2 separate regions of the Homo sapiens genome follow, and region 1 is linked to region 2. A link is a loop called in an ENCODE intact Hi-C map of the cell type or tissue named here. Cell type or tissue: PC-3. All regions are shown on one strand. Links, peaks and the distances in the headings refer to the core of each region. The heading gives the core; the rest is flanking DNA.

Region 1 (9,977 bases), core at 1,260-9,259, 92 kb after region 2:
GACCTAGGCAACATAGGGTCCCTGTCTCTAAGAAAAACAAAATTTCACCAGGTGTGGTAGTGTGCACTTTGAGCCATGATCGTACCACTGCACTCCAGCCTGGGCAACAGAGGGAGACCCAGTCTCAAAAGCCGGAAAAAAAAAAAAAAAAAAAAGAAAGAAAGAAAAAGAAACTGAAGAATATCCCCAAAATGGAAAGATATCCTGTGCTCACGGTTTGGAAGAATTAATATTGTCAAAATGTCCATGCTATCCAGTCTAAAAATTTAATTCACTCTTTGTCAAAATCCCAATGTCATTTTTCACAGAAATAGAAAAAACAATCCTAAAATTTTTATAAAACCACAAAAGTTTGTATGAAACCCAAATAGCCAAAACAATCTTAAGCAAGAAGAACAAAGATGGAGGCATTGTGTTACCTGATTTCAAAATATACTACAAAGCAACTGTAATTAAAACAGCACAGTACTGGCATAAAAACAGACATGTAGACCAATGGAACAGAATAAAGTGCCCAGAAATAAATCCAGGCATTTACAGTGAACTGATCTTCAACAAAGTTGTCAAGAACACACAATGGGGAAAGGCCAGTCTGTTCAATAAATGGTTTTAGGACAACCAGATATCCATATACAGAAGAATGAAACTGAACTCTTATCTCACACTATATTTAAAAAATCAACTCAATATGGTTTAAAACCTTAAATATAACACCTGAAATGTAAAACTACCAAAAGAAAATGCACGAGGAAAGCTCTCTGGCATCAGACTAGGCAATGACTTTTTGAATATTATCCCAGAAGCACAGGCAACAAAAATGAAAATAGGCAAATGGAATTCTATCAAACTAAAAAGCTTCTGCACAGCAAAGGAAACAATCAACAGAGCAGAGAAACAACCTACTATATGCGAGAGAATATTTGCAAACCACACATCTGATAAGTGGTTAACATCCAAATACATAAAGAATTCAAACAACTCAATATTAAGAAAGCAAATAACCCAGTTACAAAAATGAGCAATGGGCCAGGCACCGTGGCTCGCACCTGTAATACTAGCACTTTATGAGGCCGAGGTGGGTGGATCACCTAAGATCAGGGATTAGAGACCAGCCTGGGCAACATGGTGAAACCCCATCTCTACTAAAAATACAAAAATTAGCTGGGTGTGGTGGTGCACCTCCTAATCCCAGCTACTTGAGAGGCTGAGGCACGAGAATCACTTGAACCCAGGAGGCGGAGGCTGCAGTGAGCCGAGATAGTGCCACTGCACTCCACCCTGGGTGACAGAGCAAGACTCTGTCTCAAAAAAAAAAAAAAAAAAAGACAAAAGCCAGTGCTAGCAAGAATGTGGATAAAAGGGAACCAGGGAAACTCTGTACACTGTTGGTGGGAATGTAAATTAGTACAGCTATTATGGAAAATGATATGGAGGTTCCTTAAACCAGAAGTACTATGTGTTCCAGCAATTCCACTTCGGGGTATATAGTCAAAGAAAATGAAATCAGTATGTCAAAGACATACCTGCACTCTCATGTTCCTTGCAGCACTATTCATAACAGCCAAGATATGCAATCAACAGACAGATGAATAAAGAAAATGTGGTATTTTTAAAAAGTGGTATACACATACAATGTAATCTATTCAGCCTTAAAAAATTGAGAAAATCCTGTCATTTGGGACAACATGGATGAACCTGGAGGACACTATTAAGCGAGGCACAGAAAGACATACTGCATTATGTCACTTATACGTGGAGTGGAAAAAAACTGAACTCAGAAATACGGAGAGTAAAATGGTGGTTGCCATGGCTGGTGGGGTTGAGGTGGGATGGAGAAAGGCGAGATGGTTAAAGGGTACAAAGTTCCAGTTAGAGAGAATGAATAAGTTCTGGAGATCTATTGTGCAGAATGGTGAAAATAGTTCATAATAATGTATTGCACACTTGAGAATTGCTAAGAGAGTAGATCTTAAATACTCTCACCACACAGACACAAAGATAACTATGGGAGGTGATAAATATGTGAATTAGCTGGATGGTAGTAATCACTACAAATATATACATATAATAAAACATCATATCATATACTGTAAATATACACAATTATTTGTCAACTACCTCCATAAAGCTGGAAAAAGAAAAGAAAAATTTAAAAAGTAAAAGAGAAGAAATGCCAAAATAGGGGTTAAAAAAAAAACAAACCAGTATCTTGCAACTGGAACATTTCCCTAATTTGCTAATTTTAACTCCCTGCTTCTCCTTTGTCACTAGCAGTAAAAACTCACAGAAATCGCAAACGGCAAAACTGCTGACTGGCAGAGGGGTGGGTGCAGGAGGTGGTGGTAGGGGAAGGAAGCTTTATCATGTCACCCCAGGGACTTTAGAAGGAAGAAATACCAATTGGCATAAGGATAGTAGCTGGGACCAGAGGGAAGGGAGAAACAGGCAGAAGCTGAGAGGCTAGGAAGAAAGGAAGAGAGGCTTTGAGAACCCACAGGGGGTGAGAACAAAGGTTTCCACCAGCCCTAACCCTGAACCCTAGGCCTCCTCATCCTTATCTACCTCACCCAGGGAGGCCTACAGCAGGAGGATCTGAGGCTGCTGGGACCCACCCACCTTGCCTGACCTCACTTCAGCAGGAAAAGCCATCCAGGGCCAAATGTGGACGAAGAAGGTCTGAGAACACAACCTACTGGGAAGCTGGACCTGCCTGTGTATGTGCTGACAACCTCCTAATTTTAAATGAATTCACTCACTCAGTGAGTTTTCTTTTCTTTTCTTTTTTTTGATTTCTTGTTTGTTTTTTTTTCTTTGTTTGAAACAGGGTCTAGCTCTGCTGCCCAGGCTAGAGTGCAGTAGTGTGATCATAACTCACTGTAGCCTCAAACTCCTAGCCTCAAGTGATCCTCCCACCTCAGCCTCCCAAGTAGCTGGGACTCCAGGTACACATCACCACACCTGGCTAATTTTTTTTTTTTTTTTTTGTGGTGGAAGACAGGGTCTTGCCATGTTGCCCAGGCTGGTCTCAAACTCCTGGGCTCAAGTGATCCTCCTGCCTGGGCCTCCCAAAGTGCTAGGATTACAGGCGTGAGCTACCACACCTGGCTCACTTAGTGATTTTTAAATAGGCACTTAAGCCTTTAAAAACAAAAGTGTGTGCAGGAAAAGAGTTGCAAAATGTCAGTCCCATTTTTTGGTCAAATCCCCGTACCTGTCAGCAATCACTATCTGCAGGGGAAAAAAAATAAATCTAGAATGAAAGTAACTTTGCTCCTCCTCTCCTCAACCTTATCAAATACAAACTCAGGCTCGTTGTGGCATATCCTTTTCTTTGATATATAAAATCATTTTCATAAAATCATGAGATTATAGCACCTTGGGGCTAGGATTGTTTTAAGATGAGCTAGTCAAGTTGCCTCTTTTTATAGATGAAAATGTAAGATAATGAGAGTATGTGACTTGAAACAAGGAGCCCTATCTACAAAAAAGAGGTCAGACGGGGTCCTGACCAGCAAGTGCCCACATGGGATACCTGCCTGGTGGTCCCTCTGCCATCTTGGATGTAGGGCTGGTGTGACCTGCTGAGCTCTAGGGTCCTCTGGAGATCTGTAACAGCCCCTTTATCAGAAAGGAATTTGAGGTCAAAGGCCTCACGTAGGACTCTGATCAAAGCCACATAATTTTTTTTTTTAGACAGAGTCTTGCTTTGTTGCCCAAGCTGGACTGCAGGGGCATGATCTTGGCTCACTGCAACCTTGCTTCCCAAGTTCAAGTGATTCTCCTGCCTCAGCCTCCTGAATAGCTGAGATTACAGGCATATGCCATCACGCCTGGCTAATTTTTGTATTTTTAATAGAGATAGGGTTTCAGCATGTTGGACAGGCTGGTCTTCTGACTTCGACTCCTGACTTCAAGTGATCTGCCCACTTCAGCCTCCCAAAGTGCTGGGATTATAGACGTGAGCCACCGTATCCAGCTTCAAAGCCACATACATTTGCAAACAACACTTTATAATTACCAGAGCCTCATCATGAGCTCTGGGAACTTGGGCTGGAGGTCCAGGGCTCAGGACAATAAGAGCTCCTCAATTCTGATGCAGATCAGACTGAGCTCTGGTCTTCTGGTCCACCAGCCTAAAAGCCCTTACTTAATTGGACACAATACCAAAGAAACTCAAAGGATGTGATAGTCACCTGGTATGAAAACATCATGAACAACTGTAAAACAATTTGTCATATAGCATTACTAACTGTTTCTGTTATTATTAAATATTCACATGGAAAAGTAAAGTCGTTTGTACTCAAAATGATTGCCCTAAAATTCAGTTGCTGTTGGGACACATTCAAATTCAAGAAACTCTGCACTTAACACACCCTAAACGCTGAGCACTGGACTGGGGGGATGCTAGAAATGCACAGGTGAATGACCTACCAGCCCTTGATGTCCAGGAACTCACAGTGTGCCGGGTACCAGGTACCAGACAGGTACTCCAGGATCCAAAACCACAGGCTGTGTGCTGGTATGTGTAATGTCAGACTCACTCCCTTTGGCATCTCTCCTCTCTCCACCTATTAATATTTCAGAGTTTGGACTTTGCTGGATGAGTCATTTGGCACCAATAAGCATTTTGAAAAGGAAGGAAGCAATGAATAAAAAACTAAACACACGGAGTTCACAAATGTCAGTGTTAGGTCTAGGTCATGGAAACAGGAACTAGCAGCCCAGATGATAGCCACATCTCATCTTCTTTGCTGTTTGCATAGTGACTATTCCCAGCTCGGTGGCAACTCCATGTATCTCTTTTGCCTCACGTCTCTGAAGCCCAGTGTTTACTGCAAACTGTAATCTAAAAATATGTTCTTCCAAAATTCACTGACTCACCCCTGTGTTTCATCAATCATTCAAGGAGCCACCGCATCCGGTTGATCACTCCTTTCAAGATGCAAGAAATGTTTATCCTAAGCCAACCCTTCCTGTCTGCAACCTCTAGCCCCAACAACCCAAGCCAGGCCCTCTGGTCTAAATTCCTGCCATAGCCTCCTGGCTGGCCTCCTTCCATTCAGCCTCTCTCCACTTCTGTACACCCCATGGGTCCAAGGTCAGACAACTACTACTAAAACATACATCTGCAGTTGGAATTTCCTGATCCAAAATATTCAGTAGGATAACAGAAGTGAATACAGAAGCTGAAATGGCCTTTCTGCCTTGAAGATGGCAATGCCCTGGAATGCTTCTCCCCACACCCTGAACCAGGCCCTCACATTTGTCACACAATGGACAAAAGAGTCCCAGTATAGACTCCAGCAACTAAATAGCCATATGTCTAAATGTTACCATGAAATGCAAATATGCCCTAGGAAGGTTCTATCCCAGCAGTTCTCATTCAAGACTGCCTTTATGAACATCAGACATCTGCACAACACTCAACAATACCAGCCTTACAGATCTGACTTCTATTTTTAAAACACCAATTCATATAATGGAGTGCTAGACAGCTATAAAGAAAGAATGAGCATGCTCTCTGTATTGACAGGAAGCTTACCCCAATACATCGCTAAGTTAAAAATAAAAAGCAAGATACATACTGTGTTTTGTGCTGCCTCTGAATAAAAATGAAAGAGGGATATTCGTAACATATCCATAGAAACCCTCAGGATACATAAGAAAGCTTATTAGCTTTATAATAGGAACTATATAGGCACAATTTATTTAGAAAAGGGGGTCACAGAAATATCCCACACTGATGGGCAACAAGAAAGAGAGGCTTCTCGCTTGATATGAGTTATACTTTTAAAAATTATGGGACTATATTACCTATCAAAAGGTATTTTTTTAAAGAGGCAATTGATTACCTCTATGTTCTTCTTCCAAAATCACCTAACTCTGTCTAATCACGGGAAAAAATCAGAAAATCCCAAGAGGGGGATGATCTACAAAATATCTGACCAGTGCTTCTTAAAACTGTCAAGGTCATAAAAAACAAGGAAAAGACTGAGAAACTGTCACAGCCATGGGAACCCAAGGTGACATGACAACTCAATGTATTGTGGTATCTTGGATGGGATCCTAGAACAGAAAAAGGACTTAGGTAAACACTAAAGAAATCTAAACTGATGGACTTTAGTTAATAATAACATATCAATATGGTTCATTAATTATAATAAAGGTACCATACTAATGTAAGATGTTAATAATAGGCAAAACTGGGTGTGAGGTAGATGGGAACTCTTTGCACTATCTTCTCAATTTTTCTGGAAATCTAAAACTGCTCTAAATTCTTTGAAGGCTTTTTTAAGGGCCAGGCACACTGGCTCACTTCTGTGATCCCAACAATTTGCAAGGACCAGGTGGGAGGAGCAGTTGAGCCCAGGAGTTCAAGCTACAGTGGGCCATGATCACGCTAATGCACTCCAACTTGGGTGACAGAGCGAGATTCTGTCTTTTTTTAAAAAATAAATAAATAAATAAAAGAGACACCGGGCACAGTGGCTCATGCCTGTAATCCCAACACTCTGGGAGGCTGAGGCAGGCAGATCACCTGAGGTCAGGAGTTCAAGACCAACCTGGCCTACATCGTGAAACCCTATCTTTACTAAAAATACAAAAAATTAGCCAGGCATGGTGGCACGTGCCTGTGATCCCAGCTACTTGGAAGGCTGAGGCATGAGAATGGCTTGAACCTAGGAGGCAGAGGTTGCAGTGAGTCAAGATCACACCACTGTACTCCAGCCTGGGCAACAGAGTGAGACTCCATCTCAAAATAAAATAAAAAAGAAAGGGAAAAAGAAAAGAAAAAGTACATATGTAAAAGTTTGTTTGTTTGTTTGTTTGTTTGAGACAGAGTCTCTGTCTCCCAGGCTAGAGTACGGTGGTGTGATCTCAGCTCACTGCAACCTCGGCCTCCAAAGTTCAAGCGATCCTCCTGCCTCAGCCTCCTGAGTAGCTGGGATTACAGGTGCACACCACCATGCCTGGCTAATTTTTGTATTTTTAGTAGAGACTGGATTTTGCCATGTTGGCCAGGGTGGTCTCGAACTCCTGACCTCAGGTAATCTGCCTGCCTCGGCCTCCCAAAGTGCTGGGATGATAGGTGTGAGCCACCCTGCCTGGCCAAATCTTTTAAATAAAGTTTTTCTAAGCCCATTAAAATCCTGGGGTGAGAGAAGGGATCATCTGAGTACCAAGCATTGTGGCTGTGTCAGGGACACAGGTAAATAAGACCAGGGCTATTAACCAGGTAGCAGGTGAGACAGACCAGCTGCAGCCCCCAGTCTCTCTAATGGAATGGGCCATGAAAGCAGGAGGAGGAGGAGATAGTTCTGCTCCACCCAGGGATGTAGGGAAGGAGAACAGGATATACTGGGTATAAAAGATCAGAGGACTTGTTCTGTCACTTATTGGTTATGTGACCTAGGGCAAGTCACTTAACCTTTCCAGGCCTCAGCTTCCTCATGCAAACAACTCAGGGAGTAGACCAAATGGCCTCCATACCAGCTCAAAAAATCCTAACACAAAGCCAGGAGTGGTGGCTCATGCCTGTAATCCCAGCACTTTGGGAGGCCAAGGTGGGCAGATCACCTGAGGTCAGGAGTTCAAGACCAGCCTGGCCAACATGGTGAAACCCCATCTCTACTAAAAATTAAAAAATAAGCCAGGTGCGGTGGTGTACGCCTGTAATCCCAGCTACTCGGGAGGCTGAGGCAGGAGAATCGCTTGAACCTGGGAGGCAGAGGTTGCGGTGACCAGAGATTGCACCACTGCACTCCAGCCTGGGCAACAGAGTGAGACTCCAATTAAAAAAAAAATCCTGACACATTCCAACAGAATCTCTTTCTCCCAGGATGTTTCTTCCTAACAAGCCGCATGCATAGTCCCTGACTTCAAAGCTAGCTGTGGAAGGCAACAGGGAGTTGAGGACGGGATGCATCGCCCTCTTCACCTCCCAATTACCAAGATTCAGGTTCATCCATTATTCATTCAACAAATATGTGCCTGGTGCTGTTGTAGGCATGGAGGATACAGAGATGAATAAAACCAACAAGACTCCCTTATTCACGGAGCTCACATCCTGGCTGGGGGAGAATTCTACTTAGGGGAAATAGTGAAGAAGATATGTAGTTACATTAGATGGTGGTGAGTGCTAAGGACAAAAATTAAAGAAGAAAAGCAGATAAAAAGAACTCGGGATATAGGGAGGAGGTTGCAGCTTTAGCTGGGAGCGGCCAGGGAAAACTTGGCTGAGCAGGAGATGCTAGAAAAAGGGTTGCAGGGTGGAGGAAGCCGGTCATGCAGATATCTTGGAGGACAGTATTCCAGGCAGGGAGAAGGGCTGCCATGGGAGCATGGCTGGCACGCTGAAGGGACAGTGGGAGGCCCATGCTGCTGGAGCAAAGGATCGAAGGGAAAGTGGTGAAGGAAAGTCAGAGAAGTAGGTGGAGAGTTCGTGGAGCCTGGCAGGACTCTGGGAAACCATTCGAAGGTTTTAAGCAGAGAGATATGATCTGACTTGAGTTGGATCTCAGGATCACTCTGAGGGACAGTTGAGAATAACTAAAGAGAACAAGTTGCAGAAGTAGGTCCCAGCTCTACAAGAGACAACCAGCTCTGAAAATGTCTGGCTGGAGTTGGGGAGGGAATCCTATAAAGAGAGGGCAGGGTACCCCGCAGTGCCTTCAAAGCATCAGCCTTAGGGGATGAGTCAAGCCTGTCTTAGAGCAAACTTTTCACCATGAGGCCCGGGAAGTAAACCCTGCATTCAACGGAAGCAAGAAGCCTCAGAAACAAATGGGTGCCTCTAAATAAAGCATTCCTTTACATTTATAGAGGCCATTAATCCCATTCGAACCGGAAAGAAGGAAAACAAACCACGGCAGTCAGTTCTCCAAGGCCCTCGGCTCCAGCCAACTGGAAATACCTGTGAAAAGAGACCCTATCCCATTAACCCAGCTGCACACTGCCATGTGAAAGGGGCCCTATTATTTAAGTAGTTTGTAATTGTCCCACATTACTGATATCGTTAAAGCATCTCAGAATATTTCCATGGCCAGGCTGAATAAGAAAAAGTAGTTACCAGGCCACGCAGGCACAAAAGGCCTTTTGCCAAACTACTTAGATATTTTAATTCCCCGTTGCCTCAGTAGCTAAATAAGCATGGAGAACAAGCAGGCGGGGAATACTAATTAGAGCTAATTAGACCCTGCCCTCTTCTGCCTCAATCCCCTTTATAAAAAGCTCCCCCAACTCAAGGATGATGGAGTTAAAATGTAAATCCATAGGATAAACAGCAGTCTACAGACCAAACCCACTGTTTGTATTTCATTGTCCTGTCAGCTCTAAACCTGTGCCTGGTTACCTACAGAGAGCTGCAGACCCAGCCAAATTCCAACAACCCCATCACAGACCACAGGAAATGTGGTAGGGGGTTGGGGGTAGAGGAAGGGTGCTGCCAACATGAGTCCACTAAATAAAACAAAGGGCTTTCTTAGGATGTGCAGAGCATTCACTAGAAGAACATTCGATTGCTTTTTTAAAAAGAAATGAATGTGATAGCACACATAATTCCAGCGGTGTTGCAGGATCCTCTTTATAAGACGGTGTTCCTCTCTCTGTCTTAGCAAAGGCAGCGTGGAAAAGCCTCACCTCAGTGAGACCCCTGGTTTTGTGGGAAGACCACATCCTAGGATTCTGTCTGAAGGCTCTTGGCCATAAGATAATAAAAAGAGCAGGAGATAGCCCTTGGTGGGGACGGGAGGGGGTTGTCAGCCGGCCAGGGACTTGTTTGAAATGAGCCCCTGAAACCTAAGGTCAGTTTCCTGCTGGAAATCCGTACTGAGATGAAAGTGGGGTTAGAGCAACAGAGAGAGGCACTCAACCACTGGTCCAGGAACACCCAGGCAGGCATGGCCCTGAGGGTCATCTCTTTCTTTTCTCTGAGTAACTAGGTTTTTTTCTTTCAAATAATGTTCCTAGTGGCAAGA
Region 2 (11,313 bases), core at 1,840-9,839:
GAGATAACAAGCCATTAAAATCTCTTAATAATAGTAAAACTTTATGGAATTCTTACAATAGGCGAGGCATGGTTCTAAGCATTTTACATGGATTATCTCATTCATTAGTCCTCCCAATAATAACCCTATGTTGTGGTACAATTATTACTCTAATTTTTACAGATATAGAAATGAGGCACAGAGAAGCCAAGTAACTGATCCAAAACCACACAGCAGGTAGGTGGCAGGGCTGGAATTTCACCCATATCTGTTTGACCAGAAGCCCATACTCCTTACCACTATGGGAAGAGAGCATTTCAAGGAGGGCATGGCCAACGGAGTCCACTACAGCCGAGAAGTCAAGTACGATGAGGGCTGAGAGCCCATAGATTTATCAAGACAAGGTCACTGGGGACATGGGAAGACTATTTTAGTGGAGTCACAGGACTGAATCCAAATTAGACTGAGTTAAGGACTGAGAGGGAGTCAGTGAAGGAAGGCAGCAAGTGTAGACAACTGTTTTAAGGATGTGGTTGTGGGCTGGGCACGGTGGCTCACGGCTGTAATCCCAGCACTTTGGGAGGCCGAGGCGGGAGAATCACCTGAGGTCAGGAATTTGAGACCAGCCTGACCAACATGGTGAAACCCTGTCTCCACTAAAAATACAAAAATTAGCTGGGTGTGGTGGCACACGCTTGTAATCCCAGCTACTCAGAAGGCTGAGGCAGAAAAATTGCTTGAACCCAGGAGGTGGAGGAGGTTGCAGTGAGCTGAGATTGTGCCATTGCACTCTAGCTTGGGCGACAAGAGTGAAACTCCGTCTCAAAAAAAAGAAAAAAAAAATGTGGTTGTGAATATGGAGGAAAGGGGAGCTTGCAGTGAGTGTGGTGCAGACTGATGACAGGGTTTTTATTTTCTATTATTTTCCCTTTCTTTCTTTTTTTTCTTTTTTAATATTTTAAGATTAAACAGGCCGGGCATGGTGGCTCACGCCTGTAATCCCAACACTCTGGGAGGCTGAGGTGGGTGGATCACTTGAGGTCAGGAGTTCGAGACAAACCTGGGCAACATGATAAAACCCCATCTCTACTAAAAATACAAAAATTAGCCGGGCGTGGTGGCAGGCGCCTGTAATTCCAGCTACTCCAGAGGCTGAGACATGATAATTGCTTGAACCAGGCAGGCGGAGGTTGCAATGGGCCAAGATTGCACCACTGCACTCCACCCTGGGCAACAGAGCGAGACTCCGTCTCAAAAAAAAAAAAAAAAAAAAAAAGAGAGAGAGAGAGATTAAACAGACCTGAGCATGTTCAAAAGCTGACCAGAAGACTTAGTTAAGAGACGTAGGTATAGAATCACTTGGCACACTGATGGACTTGTTTGTTTGCTGGTCTGCCTCATCTCATTAGCCTACAAACCCACACGCAATCAAAGCCTCTGTTTTATGTTTCTGTGCCCCACACCTAGCATGGTGTCAGGCGTGTAGAAGATGCTCAGAACATGCTGTCCTTTGGTTGTGGTTGACAATATCACCAGGACAAACCTCAAACCCTGGGGGAAGACATCCAATGCTGGACATAAGAAAAGGAACAGAAGTATTATTGATACCTGAAGAACTTAAATGTGATTCTTGAGATATTTCAGATTCTTAACAAATGTCCAAGAAACCCAGAGACTTCAGAGTAACATGAGAAAAAGACAATTAAGAATTCTCTTTTCTCTGGAAGAACATGGTTGTGGTCACACTGAAATCGCAGCCTTGCATCTCCCACTTTTCTTGCACATTGTTTGGGTTTCTCCAGCAAAAAGCTCTTTAGAGATACAAACAATGACACATCTTTAGTCTCAGGGACAGCTGCTCCTCTGTCCGCGGCATATTGTTAACAAACCAGCCCCATCAGTCAGCTGATGGTGTTTCCCAACAGGCAATGCCCTGACAAGCCCCTCACCCTTTGTCCTTCATCGGCTGGACTACATGGGGCATTCTGTATCTGAGTAGCAAAATACCACTGCTATAAAAAAAAATAAGGTGATATTGCTTTAAGCCAAGGTTCTCCAAACCTCAGCATTAACTTTCTGAGATGATGGTACTGGCTAGAAATCTAAGACTCCATTGTAAAAAGCAACAGAACCGTCTCAAAGGCTATCTTTGCCTTTCTGGTCTTAGCCACCTGATTTCTCAATGCTGATGCCAGCTGGGTGCAGTGGCTTATGCCTGTAATCCCAGCAGTTTGGGAGGCTGAGGTGGGAGGATCCCTTGAGTTGTAGACCAGCCTGGGCAAAACAGTGAGACCCCATCTCTACGAAAAAATTAAAAATTAGCCAGGCATGGTGGCACATGCCTGTAGTCCCAGCTACTTGGAAGGCTGAGGTGGGAGGATAGCTTGAGCCCAGGAGTTCAAGCCTGCAATGAGCTGTGATTCACACGCCAGTCTAGGAGAGACAGTGAGACCCTATCTCAAACAACAACAACAACAAACAAAATCAATGCCGATGCCCAGCTGCCATGTCACAGGGAGATTAAGGCAGTGGAGGGAAGATGGACAAATCCTGTGTTCTTTAATGAATTCACCTTTCCAGTTTCAAAGAAGTCTAAAACCAGCTGAGTGAAATCAACCATAGTCCTCTTCTAGGACCCTGAGAATGCTGATTCAGAAAGAAAAACAGAAGGCTGTAGCCAAAAGAAACAGAGGTACTTCAGGTCAACACCTTAGGTTTGGCTTAACCTGCCCAATCCGCCTGGCAGGCACTTCTGGGGAAATGCCAATCACATCTGGAAAGTGTGAACTCGCCACCCTCTTGGTCACCGCAACAGGATGCGAGGGTTACTATTTTCAAACTGGAAACTGTCATGGTGTTGTGGTTGGTTAACAGTTCCCATATTCCACCCCAGGCTGGCCACTGTTCAGAGACTAGCTGCCTTCTCAAAGGACGGAGGTGGTTTGGAATGTCCCATGTGTAGGCCACACTGAAGCCTGGCTGCCGGGACCCCAGTCAAGCCATGAGGCGGCAGGGAAGCAGCTGCTCAGCAGAAGAGCAGCCCCCTAGGGTTAGGGGAGGTAGACGTTGTTTGGGTCAAGACTTTTGGCCCAAAATTTCAGTGGGGAGTGTGGCCTACATGCCAGTCTTCTCAGCCGTAGCCTCCCACAAGGGCAGGGTGAGTGACAGCACACCAATCTCCTGGCACAGTAATAACAAGTAAATGAGATCATTCACGTCAAGGGCGTTTTATAAATTAGAAGAGACTAACAAAGGTGCACTTGTGTCCGGGCGCGGTGGCTCACGCCTATAATCCCAGCACTTTGGGAGGCCAAGGTGGGCAGATCACGAGGTCAGGAGTTCGAGACCAGTCTGGCCAACATAGTGAAACTCTGTCTCTACTAAAAATACACAAAAAATTAGCCAGGTGTGGTGGCAGGCGCCTGTAATCCCAGCTACTCAGGTGGCTGATGCAGGAGAATTGCGTGAACCCGGGAGGCAGAGGTTGCAGTGAGCCAAGATCGTGCCACTGCACTCCAGCCTGGGGAACAGAACGAGACTCCATCTCAAAAAAAAAAAAAAAACCCCAAAAAAACAAAGGTGCACTTGTAGGTTCAGCATCACCAATAACAACAGCCAGATACCCACTGAATACTAAGAAGAGCTCTATGTCTTTCATCAAATTATAGTCACGAAACGATGAGTACCTCAGGCAGTTGCTTGGTCCATGTGTATCCTCCAGGCCTGGTTCACTGTGTCTGACATATCCTTATGTAACCTAGAGAAACTCACTTAGGAAAACGGGCTAAATATTTCCTAAAATTTTGACAGAGATAAAGAACGCTTATAAGGTAGGACTTGGAAAATGTAGGCTAAGTGCCAGGGTGGTGGGAAGGGTCTTAAGTTAACCAAAAAAAGTAAATTTAGGTAGAAATGAGCTAATTGTTTACCTGCAAAAGGCAGTGCAAGGTTCTCCCTGTCTGACTCTATAATCAAAAATCACAAGGAGCCCTAGTTCAGATTCTGGGCTTCAATTTTCCCCAATGTAAATAGTCGAAGCAGGCAATGCACTGTAGACACACCGTGTGTGACAGGCTCTGCTAGGAAAGGCATGAGATGCAAAAAAATCCTCCCAGTTAGGGCTTGCTCATGATGAGTGCAAAACACTAACAAACGAGCCTGTTTGTTTCCAAGGAAATGATCTCAATATAGTGAAAAGGCCATTAAAACAGATTCTCAGCTGGGTGCAGTGGCTCACATCTGTAATCCCAACACTTTGGAAGGCTGAGAAGGGAGGATTGCTTGAGCCCAGGAGTTTGAGGCTGCAGTAGGCTACTGAGTGTACCACTGCACTCCAGCCTAGTCAACAGGGCAAGACCCTGTCTCTTAAAAAAAAAAAAAAGATTCTCCTTGTGTTACTATAGTTTTGCCTGTTGCTAAAGGCCAACTTCATGACGTCAAATAACATACCAACCTGGGTTGCATATTTCTTTAGCTTAGGGACATCTGGACTCACCTGATAGACTTTGGGAGTGGTGGCTATGGGGTGGAGTGACAGCAGGTTCCCTCCTCTGGGTCAGAGAACAACAGTCAGAGCCCAGGAGGGAGCCCTGGAAAGAGGAAGGAAACCTTTGAGCAGATCAGACTTGGAGCAACTTCCAGACTCAAGGGAGCTTTTGGATCTGGGTGGAGCTCTTAGGTCAGTGTTCTGAGCATGACAGACACTCACCCCAAAGATCAACATAGCTCCATCCAGACCTGCCCCACCTCACCAGAGGCACTGAGCAGCAGAAGCCTGTAAATAACCAACTATGTTGAAGTATCTAAAACCAAGACCAAACTCAAAGTGTCAGCTCAACCCCTAAGAAATGGAACAAAAGAATCCTTAAGAATAACCATTTCAGCCACCAGAGGTCTCTCACAGTTTTAAATTTAAACATGGAAAAGTTTCCAGCATGTTATCCTATAATATCAAAAGGCTAATACCACGCACACCTCAAGCCTACATGACTAAGATCTTATCTTTGGCATTCTTAGGTCTTCCTAGTACTTTCCTTTGCTTTTTAAATGTCATTATTTCCTTCACAAGCCAAACCTCGTGACCTTAAGCACCAGGCCTGAAGTTCAAAGGCACACACAGAATCCTCGCCACGGGGTTCTGTTGGCAAACTTCTCTTCCTAAGTAGAGGGAGTGGGACGGTGAGGGGAGGCCCAACGCTTAGATTTTCAGAATCACAGGTGAATTGTTGCTTAAGATGTTTCTGGACACAGGATCTGAGCGGTAAGCAAAAGCAGTGAAAAAGCTCCATTTACTGAGCTAAGCTCAGAGCACCGAGAAGGCAGGTTCTCAAAATGCTTCCCAACACTCTGTTTTTTGTCTTTCAAGATCTCAAAGAAGTCTTAATGGTAAAGGTAGAAGCATAAGATGATTCATGTTCCCATTCCTTATTTCCAGAAAGTTTCAAGAAAGAAGTGGAAAATTCCAGGGGCAATAAAAATTTAGAAATTAATTCAAGACTGAAACTCCAGCTGTATATCCCTGGCAGCCAGTACAACACTTGGCTTATGAAGAACGCTCAATGAACTTTTGTTGAATGAGATGAATGCAGCAACCTGCCTAACACAAAATGACCTTCAATGAGAGATTGTTGTTTCTATATTTGTAGCTGCATTGTCTCAGATCAGATACTTACTAAGCTCTGGTTTTTCCAAAGCTCTGGTTTCTCCAACCACAAGCTGCAAGAGGCTGGCTGACTCCAGAGATGAGCAGCCCAGCTGGCTCATGTGACTAGTTTAAAAGATGTATTATTTCATTATAGGATCACAAGCCCTACAATTTGGTACCTTTTTGCTTTTCAAGTGAACTTGAGTAGTGGCTAGAAACAGATAGCTCTTTTTTTTTTTTTTTTGAGATAGGGTCTTGCTCTGTTGCCCAGGCTGGAGTGCAGTGGCATGATCTCTGCTCACTGCAACCTCCACCTTCTGGGCTCCAGTGGTCCTCCTACCTCAGCCTCCCAAGTAGCTGGGACCACAGGCACACGCCACCATGCCTGGATAATTTTTTGTAGAGACGGGGCCTTGCTATGTTACCCAGGCTGGTTTTGAACTCCTGAGCTCAAGCAATCCACCCACCACCTTGGCCTCCCAAAGTGCTAGGGTTACAGGTGTGAGCCACTGCACCCAGCCCCGGGGGAGAAAAATATACTCAGTGCCCCTGGTGGTAGGGCCCCTGCAAGGAGCTTTATAGACACTGTCCTGTTGGTTCCTCACAACTCCCTTCTGGGGTAGGAAATTCCAGAGCCATTTCCTTTCCATTATATAAGGAGGCCTCTAAAGGCTTTTGCAGTATTCCTGGCAGGGGACAAGGAGAAACATCTCTGTGCTGGTTACTGCCATGGTTTCTGGCAGCTCTGCCTGTGTTATCATTGCCTAAGGAACATGCATTGTCCTTAGCCACCCTGTACGTGGTAGCCTGCAGAAGTATTACTACCACTCACAGGTGTCTCATTCCTTATGATGAGTTACTGAAGAATCCTGTAACAAATTCTGTTCTCAGAGCCACCTGTTCCAAAATGGAACCGGACTCTCCTGGCCCTCACTGTCATGTACATATTTAGGATTTCTATGATACCAGGTAAGGGAAATTGCTACACTGGTTTCTGAAGCTCTGCCTGGGGGCTTCCTTTGGGAGAGAGGGGTCCTTCCTGTGGAAGATATATTTTGCATCCTTGTATTTGCTAGAAGCATCTGGGTGAACATCAAACTGAGCAGAGATTAATGTATGTGAAAAAACCCGAAGAATTTCTAGGTGCTCCTACCAGAAGCACACAGTGGTGGTGATCCTGCCAAGAGGTCCCTTTCCTGGAGATTAAATATGTCCAGCCTAGGTTCATTCAAAAGGTACTTTTAGCTCAGACCTGTAATCCTAGCACTTTGGGATGCTGAGGTGGGAGGATCCCTTGAGCCCAGGAGTTCAAGACCAGCCTGGGAAACATAGGGAGACCCTGTCTCTATTGTAAAACAAACAAAAGGTACTTTTGGAGACCTCTGTCATGGAAGTCACCTTCAAGACAGTACTGTAACAAGCCATTTGTGAAATATGCCAATTGCAATGACAGAGATACAGCAGCAACCTGAGCCCCAAGGACGGCTGCCAGGCTACTGATTCTGAGTGTGAAAATTACATTACTAAAGAAAACAATATAAATATGGTGAGAAACACTTTTAAAACTGTATCTGGATAACTGTTGCCATGGCAGGTGTTTTGTTTGACAAGAGTCAAGAAGCCTAGGATGTGGCCTTAATCTCAGGAGTGGCTTTAACTAGACAGGGTTATCAGAACTGCCTTTAACTAGACAGGGTTAACAGAACCGCCTCTGACTAGACAGGGTTATCAGAACCGCCTCTGACTAGACAGGGTTATCAGAACCGCCTCTGACTAGACAGGGTTATCAGAACCGCCTCTGACTAGACAGGGTTATCAGAACCGCCTCTGACTAGACAGGGTTATCAGAACCGCCTCTGACTAGACAGGGTTATCAGAACCGCCTCTGACTAGACAGGGTTATCAGAACCGCCTCTGACTAGACAGGGTTATCAGAACCGCCTCTGACTAGACAGGGTTATCAGAACCGCCTCTGACTAGACAGGGTTATCAGAACCGCCTCTGACTAGACAGGGTTATCAGAACCGCCTCTGACTAGACAGGGTTATCAGAACCGCCTCTGACTAGACAGGGTTATCAGAACCGCCTCTGACTAGACAGGGTTATCAGAACCGCCTCTGACTAGACAGGGTTATCAGAACCGCCTCTGACTAGACAGGGTTATCAGAACCGCCTCTGACTAGACAGGGTTATCAGAACCGCCTCTGACTAGACAGGGTTATCAGAACCGCCTCTGACTAGACAGGGTTATCAGAACCGCCTCTGACTAGACAGGGTTATCAGAACCGCCTCTGACTAGACAGGGTTATCAGAACCGCCTCTGACTAGACAGGGTTATCAGAACCGCCTCTGACTAGACAGGGTTATCAGAACCGCCTCTGACTAGACAGGGTTAACAGAACCGCCTCTGACTAGACAGGGTTATCAGAACCGCCTCTGACTAGACAGGGTTATCAGAACCGCCTCTGACTAGACAGGGTTATCAGAACCGCCTCTGACTAGACAGGGTTATCAGAACCGCCTCTGACTAGACAGGGTTATCAGAACCGCCTCTGACTAGACAGGGTTAACAGAACCGCCTCTGACTAGACAGGGTTATCAGAACCGCCTCTGACTAGACAGGGTTATCAGAACCGCCTCTGACTAGACAGGGTTATCAGAACCGCCTCTGACTAGACAGGGTTATCAGAACCGCCTCTGACTAGACAGGGTTATCAGAACCGCCTTTGACTAGACAGGGTTATCAGAACCGCCTTTGACTAGACAGGGTTATCAGAACCGCCTTTGACTAGACAGGGTTATCAGAACCGCCTTTGACTAGACAGGGTTATCAGAACCGCCTTTGACTAGACATGGTTAACAGAACTGCCTTTGACTAGACAGGGTTAACAGAATTGCCTTTAACTAGACAGGGTTATCAGAACTTTGCTAAATCGGCCGGGAACTGTTAGCCCAGACCCAGAACCCATGCTTGGATGCTGGCCCTGGCCTGCTAGGAATGATGCTACTAGTACCATGCTTCTTCTTGTTCTTTTTTTTTTTGTTTGGGAGAGAACGGAGGATGCCCCTTGACTTCTAATTGCCTGCCACATAGTAATAAAAGATTCTTGCTCAAACTTTGGGTAAAATAAAGGTGAGACGTATACATGAGACCTTACTCAGAGGTGCTTTTGAGATCTTACAGCCACGAGACCAAAAGGGCTGTGTTCAAAATTCTATATCCTATTTGATTTAAATTTCCTCATTATGTGGAATCCAAGAATGAGGCTGACCATTAGCAAAGGATTCAATGTACTCCAGTGCAGTCATTTTAAGTGTAGAGAAGGTTGAAAGCATCTGGGTTGAAACTGACCTCAGCAATGTACCACAAGGGAGTAGCTCAAATCCCAGAAAATGCACCGTTTGGACACAGAAACTAACAAAGAAACTCAAAGTTTGAGCAAGAATCTTTTATTACATGAAAAACAACTGAACAGAACATGTCCTGCTTCTCATATTCTATGGGTCAATACTTTACAAGACTCAAAAGAAAAGAAATCCTCATGATGGCCCCAGGAAGCTCCCCTCGCACACACAGAAACAGTCTGTGGACAGAACCATTCTCTAAGTCAAGCTGCCTCTAGAAACCGCAGAGAGACACAAGAGCCCCAAGCTCACACACATTCCCATGACAATGTGTCACAAAAGTAATAACAGAGTTGTTCAATTGCTTCCAGACCTTAGTCGGATTTGTTCACTGCTCATTTTGATGATGGATAACATATTGCAAACCTGTAATGTCTTGCGCTTTGCCCCTAGCCCTGTCTTGGCAGGGACAAGGACTGTAAGCCTCCTACTGATAGAGAGTCCAGTGAAGTGGAAGGAGTTTCTCTGGGGTGACCCTACCTATTCTGGCCCTGGCTCTGCCTCAGCCACTTCTTCAAGTGCACCCCTCAACCCCACTCTGAAGACAGACCACAACCACACGATTTCCTTCCAAGACAGGCTGCAGGGAAGAGGGGGTGTAAAGCTGTGAGAGAATGCTGAAGTCAGCTGCTTGGGAGTCTCTGAGTCAGCACCTTCAAGAGCAGAGTGGTGGCTGGGAACCAGGCTTCTCTGCCACAACAACTCCAGATGTAGCCGTGACCCAAGAGCTCAAAACCACCGCACGCAATTCTGGAGTGGGAGCCCCATGCTGACCACAGGTGCCAAGGACCCAGGGACTGGAATTCCTTACCCATCCATTCACAGCCCCTCCTGAGCTGTAAGGTTTGAGAGACAAGGAAGGGCTGGTGCTATAACGCTGTGAAAGAAGCCACTGCATGAACATGTTATCAAGTCCTGCCTGGAGCTGGACTCAGTTTAAGTCCTTCCCAAATTGTCAAACAACAATGATCTCACTCCAGAAACTATTTTCTCCGGAAAGACTTGGATAGCGTCACGTTTCAACTAGTTGTTGCTTTTAAAGTGAAGAGGTGGAGAAGGCTAGTTGGGAGTGCAATGGAAAGACACTCAAAATGTTCTCATCAATGATTTACTAAAGTCATTCGACTTCAAGTGCTCCTTAGGATATAATATTATAGGAAAAAAAGCATCATACAAAATTGTATGCAGCTATAAACACACATACACTAACTTAGAGGAAGGTTTAGAAGGAAATAAACTAATCTCTTAAAATAAGAGTGATGAAATTATGGATGATTTTTAAATTTCTTACTACTGCTCAGAATATTCTCGACCTAAGGCTAATCCCCCAACTCTCTGGCAAGGTCTTGACTGAGCACACAGCCTCAGAAGTGATGCACACGAAACAGCCTGGGTGAAAAGAGGTCTGGTTTCCCAGATGGTCCAAATTACTCCTGGTCACCAAGAAGACAGACAGCACCAACTGGCCACACATCCATCAACTTCCCTGTATTTTTCAAGTTTTCTTTAATGGTTGTCTATGGCTTTTCCAGTGGGGAAGAAAAAAGACATTCATTCTGCAACCTCAGGGAAGTTAGTGACTTTAGGCATCGTTGATCTAGGAGCCTCAAGGGCTTGGCAAACCTCCGGTTTCTCTACCCCATGACATGAGCATTTCCCGATCCCGCAGGATTGTATGGGGTGAAGGGAAGAGAAAGAGATAGAGCACCAGGGGTTTTTGGATATGAAGTCTGGCAGAATTCTGTAATGCAGGATTAACTTAGGATTGTGGGTTCTGATGATTAAGCAAAAAAAAAGCTGCATTTTCACGCAGCTATGGAATATTCCTGTTTCCAAAATGACCAGTATTCCCCACTGAGGGCCTCTCATACCCCATCTCCCACTTGCCCTGTCTCCCAGGCTCTGTACTCAGAGAAATGCCCAGTCTCAGCAAGACAGAGGAGGCATCTAACATCCACTGGGTCCTGTTCCCTACCGAGTACCAGGCCAGGGCCTTCATCTCTGTCTTCTCCTTCAATTCTCAAAATAATGCAGAAACAAATGGTGTTGGCCCATCTTAGGAGACAGGAAAAGCCAAAGTCCAAGACAACCAAGGTCACAGCCTGATGAACTGTGGAGATGAAACGTGCACACAGCATCTGACTCAAACGCCCTTGCTCCCAGGCTGCATGGACACACGCAGGCTTCTAGGGTGAAGACATACCAGAGGGTTATTTCAGGATCCTGAAGGGGAAGGAGGGATGGTTCTGTCACGTTTGCTAATATCTCTTTAAAAGAAAAACTGC

Evidence for each region. Peaks named below come from ENCODE experiments on the same cell type or tissue, not always from the same donor. Only the 100,000 strongest peaks of a DNase experiment are listed, where the experiment ranks them.
Region 1: a loop joins it to region 2, with 4 times the contacts of the local background. A loop is called at or near these places in 52 of 110 quality-filtered maps.

Annotation. Positions count from the first base shown.
Region 1 is chr3:124,874,172-124,884,148 of GRCh38, forward strand. The region is part of intron 1 of ITGB5 (integrin subunit beta 5); the gene reads right to left. Among named protein-coding and RNA genes, the nearest start is that of ITGB5, 8.2 kb to the right of the region's middle. RefSeq lists a silencer at 9,231-9,525. In PC-3, for the core only: no CTCF peak of the experiment used is centred there; a DNase peak (open chromatin) is centred at 4,750; H3K27ac peaks cover 1,750 bases.
Region 2 is chr3:124,782,059-124,793,371 of GRCh38, forward strand. All of the region lies in intron 10 of ITGB5 (integrin subunit beta 5), which reads right to left. It overlaps LOC124909422 (a long non-coding RNA gene), which reads right to left. Exons shown (of 2, transcript XR_007096043.1): 2 at 9,058-11,214. Among named protein-coding and RNA genes, the nearest start is that of MIR544B, 55 kb to the left of the region's middle. RefSeq lists enhancers at 2,936-3,175, 9,036-9,568. In PC-3, for the core only: CTCF peaks have their summits at 4,861 (motif pointing right) and 5,060; no DNase peak of the experiment used is centred there; H3K27ac peaks cover 521 bases.